Regions from separate parts of the Homo sapiens genome. Here region 2 is linked to region 1. The links are chromatin contacts, found by Hi-C or POLR2A ChIA-PET in ENCODE. All regions are on one chromosome and are shown on one strand. Each heading gives the region's core, a stretch centred on a gene start or an enhancer-like site at or near the end of the contact. The rest is flanking DNA. Distances are from core to core; before and after follow the strand shown. Region 1 overlaps TLE1 (TLE family member 1, transcriptional corepressor). Region 2 overlaps TLE1 (TLE family member 1, transcriptional corepressor).

Region 1 (5,513 bases), core at 2,001-4,500:
GAGTGTGAACTGTCAGGCTTTGTGTGCGATGCCAGGCATGCTCCAGGAAAGAGGGTGCTCTCAGCCTTCTCTGCCCTTGGGGGCTTGATGATGTCATTAAAAGAAAAGTAAATATCCTGGTTTGACTTGTGATATGTGCTCTTGAGGCAGAGCAGTGGGTGATAGGGAGACATGTAAAGAAGTGACCAAAATTAGGGTCAGAAAGACTTCGTGGGGTGAAGCTGAAGCGCATGCAGGAAGGAATGAGTTTCCCATGGAACCGGGGAGGCACAGTCTGTGTCGTGCACAGAGAGAGAGCTTGAGGGATCCATGTGCAGGTGGATGAGTGCCTCCTGAGTGTTACAGCCAGAAGAGTTCAGTTGGGGCAGGAGGGACCTTAATGTCCCTTTAGTATAAATGCTCATCCATGGTTCAAGTCTGCTAAGATAGCCTCGTGCAGTGACAGTGTGCCTCTGACCGTGCGTGTCCAAGGATGGGGGACCCACTGCTGCCCAGAACAATGCATTTTCCATGACTGTGTGAAAACTCTTCTAGCCCTTGAGCTGAATCTGTCTCCCTGGAACTTTGACTCATCAATCCTGGCTCTTTCCTACCCGCTGAGACCACACAGCACACTGCTAATCTATCATCCTCATGGCAGCTCTTCAGTGTTTGGAGACCTCCACACCACCCTGAGGCTTCTCTTCTGGCTAGAATTTGTCTGTCGCTTCAGCCCTCTCTTGTGGGCCATGGTTTAGGGTTCCCACATCACCTGCTCACTAAGATCCAGATCCTGTCACTTCCTTTCCATCCACACTTTCACAGATTTTATTGAGACCTCCTGCATAGGCATAGGGGACCCCACCGGGAGCTCACAGCCTAGGATGGGGTGCAGGGAAGGAAAAATTCTCCTTTGCCCTCTCAGAGTCTGCCGCTGGGCCTGAGAATCAAACTGACATAAGATAGATTAACAGGAGAAATGCATGCAAGTCTTATTAAGAATTTAGGTGTACATGGGAGTCTTCACAAGGAAATGAAGACCCAAAGAAGCGACCAGAGCAGACAGCTTGTATCACCTTTTTTTGTTGTTCTGTTTTGTTTTTTTGAGACAAAGTCTCGTTCTGTCATCCAGGCTGGAGTGTAGTGGCCCAATCTCGGCTCACTGCAACTTCTACCTCCCGGGTTCAAGCGATTCTCCTGCCTCAGCCTCCCGAGTCGCTGGGATTACAAGCGTACACCGCCATGTCCGGCTAATTTTTGTGTTTTTAGTAGAGACAGGGTTTCACCATGTTGGCCAGGCTGGTCTTGAATTCATAACCTCAGGTGATCCACCCACCTTGGCCTCCCAAAGTGCTGGGATTACAGGCATGAGCCACCACGCCTGACCTTGTATCACTTTTATACAAAGAAATGACAAATTTGTGAAGACATGACAAGAAAAAGAGTTTTGGGCTGGAGGCAGTAAATTGTGGGGAAGTAACTAAGAGATAGATATATTGGGGGAAAACTTGTGGGAGACAAAGGTTATTTTGGTAAGTTTATTTGTGGAAATCCCTTTTAGTGTTGATTCCCAGACTCTGGTGATAAGGCTGTTCTTCTGTTTCTGGTACAGGGAGGGCACCTTTCTCGTGGGAAATTTTATGGCCTGTTTTTGTATAGAAAGAGAGAGGTCAGAAAGTCTTTCCTGGATCTCTCATTTCTCAAGTGTTTTCAGCTCAATATAACCAATATACCGAAAGGGCATATTTGGTGTGGCATATCCTGAACAGGATCCTTCAAGGGGAACATGAGTTAAATAATCACAAAATCCAAGGCAGAATTGTAGACCCTGAGGCTACCACGGAGCTATTACAGAGGAACAGTGTCCTAGAAAGCCTATGACACAGCATGGGGGACTGATCCCATTGAGAATAGTCAAGCAGGGATTCCCTGCAGAAGGGTTTTCAGAGCTGCACTAACCCAATAGGGGAAGGGGCTGAACCTCTAGGTGGAGAGAGCAGCATGTGCAAAGGCCCGGTGACTTCACGCTGTTGTCAATCAGAGTGGAACAGAGTAAGATGACTTGTAGTGCTACCATTCCACACTCCTGTTTCCGGTGTTAAGATGACAAGATGGGTTTCCCAACCACCCTGGTCACCTTCCCTCCTCTCTCATACCCATTCCAGCCTCCCCAAACTTCTTCTCTTTGTTAAAGCATCATTCCCATTCCCTCTGACATCTGAGCCCAAACTTTAGTGTTAGATTCTTCCCCATTTAACTCGTTTTTTTTTTAACAGTCTTATTCTTTGTTAAAATTCTCACCTTTCTCATGCCCAGTTTTGTCAGTAAGGTCCTAGCTGAGTGTTGTCTTCCTTCCTCATCAGATTGCTGTCAGTGTATTCTTTATTGTAAAGCACTTATCAGGTCCATGTGTTGCACAGAGATCTTCAAAAGTTGAATACAGATTGAGCATCTTAATTCGAAAATTCAAAATCCAAAATGCTTCAAAATCTGAAACTTTTTGAGTACCGACATGAGCCACACATGGAAAATTCCACACCTGACCTCATGTGACAAGGTGCGGTCAAAACACACAACACACAGTTTATTTGGTATCCCCAAGGGAAAACTAAAATCACCTTCAGGCTAAGTGCATAAGGTCTGTATGAAACAGAAATGAATTTTGTGTTTAGACTGGGTCCCATCCCCAAGATGACTCATTTATGTATATGTAAATATTCTGAAGTCTGAAAAAAATCCGACATCAGAAACACTTCTGGTCCTGAAGCATTTTGGATAAGGGATGTTCGACCTGTATAAACCGACGTGCCCTTCAAGGCCCCGCTGGTAATATCCCCCCAGCCTGCTTTTCCGGTGCCATGTCCTGTGTGCTTTACATCCTGTGCTAACACAATGGGATGAGCCTCTGTTCCCTGATGACTCCAGCCCCTGCTCCCTGGAGCAGCTTCCCTTCTCACTGGTCTCTTTCTGTTGAAGTATTTTCTGTCCTTCAAAGCCCACTTGAGTTGCTACCTCCTTCATGAAGCCTTCATGGATGCCTTCCCATCTATGGTCTCCCTCCAGTTGCACCGTGAAACATCTTATGACACTTCTCACACTTTTGAGAGCTTGGATTATAATCGTGTACAAGCCGTGTTTCTATCTGCTTCCTCCCCAGGAGGATGGAAGTTCCCGAAGTCTTGTCCCTTGAGCATAGATACCCAGGAAACAAATGTTCGTTGCCTTGAATAGGTGGGAGACAGGTCCAGGATTGTGTAAGATCCTGTGATTCATTCTTTTCTAAAGGAGATCCCTTGTTCGCATTTTCGAATTATTAAGTAGTGTTGGTTTATAAGAGGTAACCCTGAGCTTGTTTTCATACCCTCAAGGCTGGATTTAATTGGTATTGTTTAGTTCAGCATAACTTGAATTCATTTTTAGTTTTAGGACATTTATTCCCCTGAGCTCTGTGGAGATCATTGGTAAGAGAAATTCCAAAGTTTAGTTAGACTTTTTTTTTTTTTTTCTGGCACTGTAGCACTGCTGTTCTCCCTATAAATACCTGGGGGCTGTGCTCTACCTGCCTTATATATTAGCACCTAGAGGTCAGTAATAACTCAGGCTAATAATAGTTTGGCTTAAGAGTCTAGGGTAGTTACAGGTCCTTTCACCCTATGTTTTAATGCCAGACATGTAATTTAGAAATCTTCTACCCACTTGTTTAGTGTTTAAATAAATCTTTAAAGTACCTTTTTGGTTTAGAGCCTAAAGGGAAAAGAAAAATCTTAACTACGTTTGGGGTAAAATTGCCTCATAGGAAAACACTTGCAGCAGTGATTAGAGACCCTTTCCAGGCTTTTAGCCAAGAAAAAGTTTCAGTGGCCGGGGGCTTCCCCCTTTCACCCCACTTTTTCTGTTTCTGATCTTCTGGTTTCTCTGTTTTTGTCTAGATTCCACAGCTCGCTTATTTAGTGGACTTGAAAATTGATTCAGCCCTCTTTTTATTTGATGGGGTTGTATGACTCTGGGTTCTCCAGAGAAACAGAACCAATAAACTATAGATATGGATATGGAGAAGGAGTTATTTGGAGGGATTGGCTCACACGACTGTGTAGACTGAGAAATCCCATGATTTATTGTCTGCAAGCTGGAGGCCCGGGAAAGCTGGCGCAGTTCTACTCCAAGCTGAGGCCTGAGAACCAGTAGCACTGATAATCGAGAGCAGCAGGTAGATGTTCCAGCTCAAGTGAAGGGCACACTTGCTCCTCCTCTAACTTTCTGTCCTGTCCAGGCCTTCAGTGATACCCACCTGCACTGGTGGGGGACCTTCTTTACTCAGGTTACCTATTCAAATGCTAATCTCTTCTAGAAACAGCCTCAGAGGCACACCTAGAAATAGTTTTATCAGCCACTCTGGTGTCCCTTAGTTGATTTAATCAAGTTGACATATAAAATTGACCATCACAGTGATATTTGGGTAGGTTTTTTTTTTTTTTTTTGGTCTATTAAATGCTAAAAATAACATGCCCATTTTGTTCCTTATTATTGCCATGTGGGTATTAGTTTAATTTCTGTTTTTCTACCTTCTGATATAGGAATATGTAGCTTAATTTTTTGAAATTAAGTTGAGGTGAGGCCGTTCCTTTTTAAAAAGAAAAATGAGATGGGGATCTCCAGGGTGACCTCAAACTCCTGAGCTCAGGGGATCCTCCTGCCTCAGCCTCCTGAGTAGCTGGGAGGACCTTCCTTTTGATGTCAGTTGTGTTTAGCTATAATAATTCCTCACTTTACTTCTCTCTCTCCCTCTTCACCTTGTCAGAAATGACTTTTGGTTTATGGGATATAAATGTAGTGTGTATATTTCTTGCTTGGATAATGCTCGTTTTTGTCTGTAGTGATAGTTCCTTTGCTGGAATTTTTTAGTTTAGCTTTGAAATAGCAATATATTAAGCCTCTTTTTGTTTTACTTTCCATCCAAGAATTTCTCCATTTGTATCTTTGTCCTGTTTAGGAGCCTTGTTCCTGCCCCAGCACATTGAGAAGTTTGGAAACGTGTAATTGATAGAGGAAGTTAGGTCCTAGAACTCAGAATCTTAAATGTTGACTTTGGCTGGAATACTTCCTCATTTATCAACTTAGGTCATCTGTTTCTTGTTTTCTTTGCTTGTAATCTTCTTTTACATATCCATTTTAAGAAGTTTTGTATTTGCCTTTAAAAAAAATAAATGAAAATAGAGTGTATGCCTCTAAATAAGGAAACAAAGAGTCTCCCAACCTAATGCTTTGAAGTTTGCTACTTTCAAGTTAGTTGTTAATAAAGCCCTCCGTTAACACAGAAATGCTGTCTTCCAAATAAGGTGGGAATTATACCCTGTTCTGCATATTTTCTATTTGGAAGAATACGCAAATGGCCAAACTGGAAAAATTTTGTAGATGTCATGGGTTAGATGTGCAGACCCTTAAAAAAAATTGACAGAGGAAGGTTTTACCCATAGCAGGTAAATTATACTTTCTTCTAAAGTCTTAGAATAATAAGACTGATTTTCTTATGAGCC
Region 2 (5,513 bases), core at 1,630-4,129, 54 kb before region 1:
CCATCTAAAAAAAAAATAAATAAATAGATAAATAAATACATAAATAAAATAAAGTCACTACGAGACTTGTTAATTTGTGCTAAATTAAGAATCTTACCAGAATACCCTTTTGTTGAAGCAAGAGATAATACTAAGAATTATTGCCAGTTTGTATGCTGCTGCAATCCAGACTATTTGAAGGGAAGATGTTCATGAAGTCCTCTTGGAGAGCTAGTGATGTTTTAGGACTCACAGAGCATTGTTGGGTAAGCTGTGTACCCTCACCTGCCAGGAGGTAGGTTGTGCAGGTGAAGGAGCCAGGGTATTTCAGAGGACGTCAGCGCCTTTTCTGGGGTAAACCAGCTTGTTAATAGAACAGTCCAAGACTTGGATTTAGATTTTCTGGCTCAAAAGTCAAGCTGGCTTGTCAGTATAGTTTAAGATTAGGGTTTAGAGACCTGGCAGACGGAGGGGAAGTCTTGGGTAAGACTCTCCTCTATTGCTCCTATTTGCTTCTTCTCCAGACCATTTATGTAGAATTTCCAGGACATATGGTATGGCTTTCGATGTTTTTCATCAGTTTGAGCTTTGATTTCTAACTTTTCTCCTCCTGTTTCAGGCTTATCCAGTCTAACCCAACTTACATAGTACAGTCGGCCCTTTGTATCTGTGGGTTCTGCATCTGTGAATTCAGCTAACCATGGTTTGAAAATACTTTTTTTTAAAAAACATTGCATCGGCCAGGCACAGTGGCTCATGCTAGGATTATAAATCCTAGCACTTTGGGAGGCTGAGGCAGGTGGATCACTTGAGGTCAGGAGTTTAAAATCAGCCTGTTCTACATGGTGAAACCCCGTCTTTACTAAAAATACAAAAAATTAGCCGGGCATGGTGGCACGTGCCTGTAATCCCAGCTACTTGGGAGGCTGAGGCAGGAGAGTTCCTTAGAACCCGGGAGGTGGAGGTTGCAGTGAGCCAAGACTGTGCCACTGCACTCCAGCCTAGGTGACAGAGCGAGACTCTGTCTTAAAAAAAAAAAAAAAAAAAAAAATTATGTCTGTAGTGAACATGTACAGACTTTTTTCTTGTCATTATTTCCTAAATAATACAACAACCATTTACCTAGGATTTACATTGTATTAGGTATTTTAAGTAATCTGGAGATGATTTAAAGTGTATGGGTAGATGTGCATAGGTTATATGCAAATACACCATTTTATATAAAGGACTTGAGCATCCTTAGATTTTGGTTTCCATGGGGGATTCTGAACCAATCCCTCACAGATACCGAGAGACCACTGTATTCATTGCCTTTGCTTTCATATGTCTTTCTTTTCTTTATTTTATTTTTGATAACTTTAATATTATTAAAGGTTTACAAGTTCATTTCATTCAGACTGGATCTTAACTGTCCTCCGACCATGTTCAAGTCTACTTTGATGCCATTCTAGGTAGTAACACATAGTTGCTATCATAGTTAAAGATGAGGGCATCTTTTCTTAAACCAAAATAAATTCCAGTTAAATAGTTAAGCATAAAAAGTGCAGCCATAGCACACTAGAAGAAAAGTAAGAATGGCTTTTATGATATTGATGTGTTCTAATCTTTACCTAAAGGCCAGGAGCATAGGAAGAAAATGCTTTCATTTGACCACATAAAGACTTAAAGTTCTATACAGCAAAAAAATCATATTAAGCAAGGTTGAAAGACAAGTGGCAAGCTGAGCAAACTCTGATAAAGGGTTAATATTTGTCCCATTCAAGGAAGCACCACCAAAGGACAAAAATGATTAAGCAACAATGGAAGAATGGAGAAAGGAAACATAGAGTGGAGCAATAAATACATGAAAAGATGTTTAACTAGAGGAAGAATTCAAGTAATGCAAATAAAAATGAGGTCATTTTTTAATCCATTAGATGGATGAAGATTAAAGGAAGGTCAACAAAACTCAATATTGACACTGGGTGGGAGAGCAGGAACCCTCCTAAACTCGCAATAATTGGTACAGCTTTTCTGCTGGGCAGTTTGGCAGCATGCATTGCAACTTAAAATATGCATACACTTTGACCCAGCAGTTTCACATCTAGGGATTCCTTTTAGAGATCTGTGTGGAGGCGTATTTGACAGAGTTGTTAATTGTGCAAAATTAAATGAAACATAAATATTCACTGGTGTCAATAGTACTTAGACATCTATATGCTTGTATGGTGGAATGTTTCAAGGTACTTGTTAATCTGTATTGACTGGGATGGTGTCCCTGACACATGTTTGATTAACAAATTATAGAAAGGCAGGGTATGTAACGGAAACCCCTTGGTATTAAAATGTGTCTCTCACTCTGGGCTTCTGTGCACATAAGTGAGAACCTGGAATGATGGTATCCTAAAATCACCAATATGTTACCCATGCTTATCCTTGGATGATGGGCTCAGGGTTATTTTAACTTTCTTTTATATTTCTGTATATGTATCTGTGTGCATGTGTATGAGTTCAAAGTGAGCATATATCATTTTTAAAACTGGAAACCTTCAATGTGAATTTCCGAGAAGAGGAATGTACAGAGTGTTGCAGGAATGTGTGGTAGGTAGGGAGTTGGGAGCAAGGACCTAAGTAGGATACCTACCAAAGGCATCTCTACTCCTTTACATGCACTCAAATAGACAGTGCAGAACCCTGTTGCAAAGGAAAGCCTTGCCCATGCTTTCGAGGAGAGCCATGACCTTGAGGTAGCTTGAGTGGGTGGCTGTGATCAAATGAACTGGGTGGGGCTGACCCAGTTCTGTTTTTGTACCTGGTACAGCTGCACCCTTTTTGCATATATCTGCCTCGCTGGCTAAAGCAAGGTCATGCACGGGCTTCCTCTCTCTACCAGTCATTTCCCCTTCTAGTACATTTTGTCCAAGGCATGGTCTGTCTGTAACCTTGTCTCATTGGTGGTCAGGGAGAATTGGGTTGGGTCAGACTAAATCCAATCTTATAAAACCAAAGACTTTGCTTAGTTAATTCAGATCATCTTAGAAGATACAAGGCTGCTGTTTTTTATATGCTTGATTGTAAAGTTCCTGGGGTTTTGTTCTTTTCTTTTCTTTTTTTTTTTTTTTTTGAGACAGGGTCTTGCTCTGTCGCCTTGGCTGGAGTATAGTGGCGCGATCTCAGCTCACCGCAGGCTCGACTTTGTTCCTGGGATTTCTACTTTGTCTTTTTCCATTCTCTATTTCTCAAGGTCATGGACTGCGTGCTTTTAAGTTTTTTTCTTGTGATCCTTTTCATTGCTTAATTCAGTAATATAGGTGGCATTTAGTAAGCATTGACAAAATGATGAAATAAGTAAGGTCAAGGATGGGCCTCTTTACAGATGACTTTTTTTTTCTTTTTTAAAAAAGCAGAACTGGTTCTTCCTAGGTAGAGGAAAGCAGAGCTGCTTTGCATTGCTGTAGGGTGTTGGAGGTGCTGCAGGTGGACCCTTCCCTGGGCTAGAAGTAGAGTACCCTCTGTTCCCTCTCTTGCCAGTTTTTGTCCCTTGTAGCAGAGGGACTGCTGTGGATGTGGAGCGGAGCAAAGGTTTTTCCAGCCTTCTTTATTTTTTTTATTTTTTGAGGTGGAGTCTCACTGTCGCACAGGCTGGAGTGCAGTGGCGTGATCTCGGCTCACTGCAGCCTGCACCTCCCTCGTTCAAGCAGTTCTCTGCCGCAGCCTCCCGAGTAGCTGGTATTACAGGCGCCCACCATCACGCCCGGCTAATTTTTGTATTTTGAGTAGAGACGGGGTTTCACCATCTTGGCTAGGCTGGTCTTGAACTCCTGACCTCATAATCCACATGCCTTGGCCTCAGAAAGTGCTGGGATTACAGGCGCGAGCCACCGCACCCGGCCTTTCCTGCCTTCTTTAAAACAGCCCGTGCTATAGACACTAAGGACACCTTTTATTATGTTCAGCTGACCCCTGGGCCCTGTCGGTGAGGTCTTTGAGTTTGTTACTGAACTGTGGCGAAACTTTCCGAATACTCAGGATATCATGACTTGACCATCACCCTCTAGACTGGAATGTTTTTAGTCATGTTTTCTTGGTTTGTTTGAAAGTTTGAGACTTAGGGAAGCTATGAACAATAAAATCCTTTTTCAGTTGTACAAGAGCTGGGACAAGTGGCAAAGAGGTCAGCAGGCCTTTCTTCTACTCTATCACCTTAGGCCTCATCTTTGAAAGGTGGACTGCTTTGACAGTGCTGCAGCTGCAGTGGCTTCTGACACCCGCTTGAATGAACTTGCAATAATGACATAAATGTGTCATGGTGTGCCATCATTGAAAAAGTACACTTGGCTGGGTGCAGTGGCTCACGCCTGTAATCCCAGCACTTTGGGAGGCCGAGGCGGGCGGATCACGAGGTCAGGAGATCGAGACCATCCTGGCTAACACGGTGAAACCCCACCTCTACTAAAAATAGAAAAAAATTAGCCGGGAGTGGTGGCGGGCGCCTGTAGTCCCAGCTACTTGGGAGGCTGAGGCAGGAGAAGGGTGTGAACCCGGGAGGCAGAGCTTGTGGTGAGCCGAGATCGTGCCACTGCACTCCAGCCTGGGCGACAGAGCAAGACTCTGTCTCAAAAATACATATATATATGTGTATATATATATAGTCACCATATTAAATGATCATATAGCCTTAAACCGCCTAGATTTTCCAACTCAATCAAACTACTCATCTCTTATTACAATGAAGTGTGCAGTTGTGGCTTACTTTGCAAGTGGGATTAATATCTACTGTTTATTTCAAGATAAGTATTAGTAACATAACCTGGGGAAACCATTTTATACACATTTCCAGAGCAAGGGAGAGGAGGACTGAAGTGTTAGGGGTATGAAGTTTTACCTTTCTGAACTGATTGTGAAGTATTCTAAACATTTGTGTGGCTTTGTCTTTATAGACTGAAATCGCCAAGAGATTGAATACGATTTGTGCACAAGTCATCCCATTTCTGTCTCAGGAAGTAAGTAAAATTGTTCAGCTGTTAAAGTGCAATTATGTTGCTTCTCTGTTTGCAAATTAGCTAGTTTTAAGATGTTAATTTTATCACAAGGAACAAGTGTGAAGAACATCTGTTACAGCTGAAGTGTGTAAACCCCCTGCTAGTCTATCCAACACATCTGAGGGCACACTGTAGAAATGGTGACAATAGCTCAACCCCCAAATTAATTTTTTTTCCTGTGGAAAACTGCAAAATGACTATCCAATGTACAGCTTTTGCTTTAAGTAGCATAAGCTTGAGAGCTACTGAAAATTCAGGTGTCTTTTATATCTTTTAAATAGAAAGCTGTTCTCATACTGACTTTTAAAAATGGTTCCATCAAGGTAGACTTTACTATGGAGGCAGATAGTTCTTTTGTACTTATGTATCAAGGCAGTTGTCTTAATGCTGTCCTTGAAGGGGTGGATGATAATAGTCCAAAATACATTAACTTAATGAGTCATATGTATGTATAAGCTATTTTGTTTAGTTACAAAGTCATAGAGGTTTAATCTTAACATTCTTTGAGGGAGG

What was found. A loop is a pair of places that touch in the nucleus more often than their neighbours do. ChIA-PET counts read pairs that join two places held with the same protein, here RNA polymerase II (POLR2A). Pooled maps may share reads with other maps.
Region 2: a map of B cell shows a loop between it and region 1 (2.3-fold over the local background). The contact joins two enhancer-like sites. A Hi-C loop is called at or near these places in 5 of 168 maps with a recorded cell type or tissue (B cell, endothelial cell of hepatic sinusoid, endothelial cell of umbilical vein and 2 more) and 7 of 50 pooled maps. POLR2A ChIA-PET finds 5 or more read pairs at or near these places in 3 of 52 experiments (AG04450, HEK293 and activated B cell).

The regions. Positions count from the first base shown.
Region 1 is chr9:81,599,573-81,605,085 of GRCh38, reverse strand. All of the region lies in intron 14 of TLE1 (TLE family member 1, transcriptional corepressor), which reads left to right. Among named protein-coding and RNA genes, the nearest start is that of TLE1, 87 kb to the left of the region's middle. Within about 2 kb of position 3,250, at least 4 of the 41 ENCODE cell types and tissues checked have a DNase peak (open chromatin) inside an H3K27ac peak, as active enhancers do.
Region 2 is chr9:81,653,422-81,658,934 of GRCh38, reverse strand. TLE1 (TLE family member 1, transcriptional corepressor) reads left to right here. Exons shown (of 20, transcript NM_005077.5): 5 at 4,899-4,961. Among named protein-coding and RNA genes, the nearest start is that of TLE1, 33 kb to the left of the region's middle. Within about 2 kb of position 2,879, at least 4 of the 41 ENCODE cell types and tissues checked have a DNase peak (open chromatin) inside an H3K27ac peak, as active enhancers do.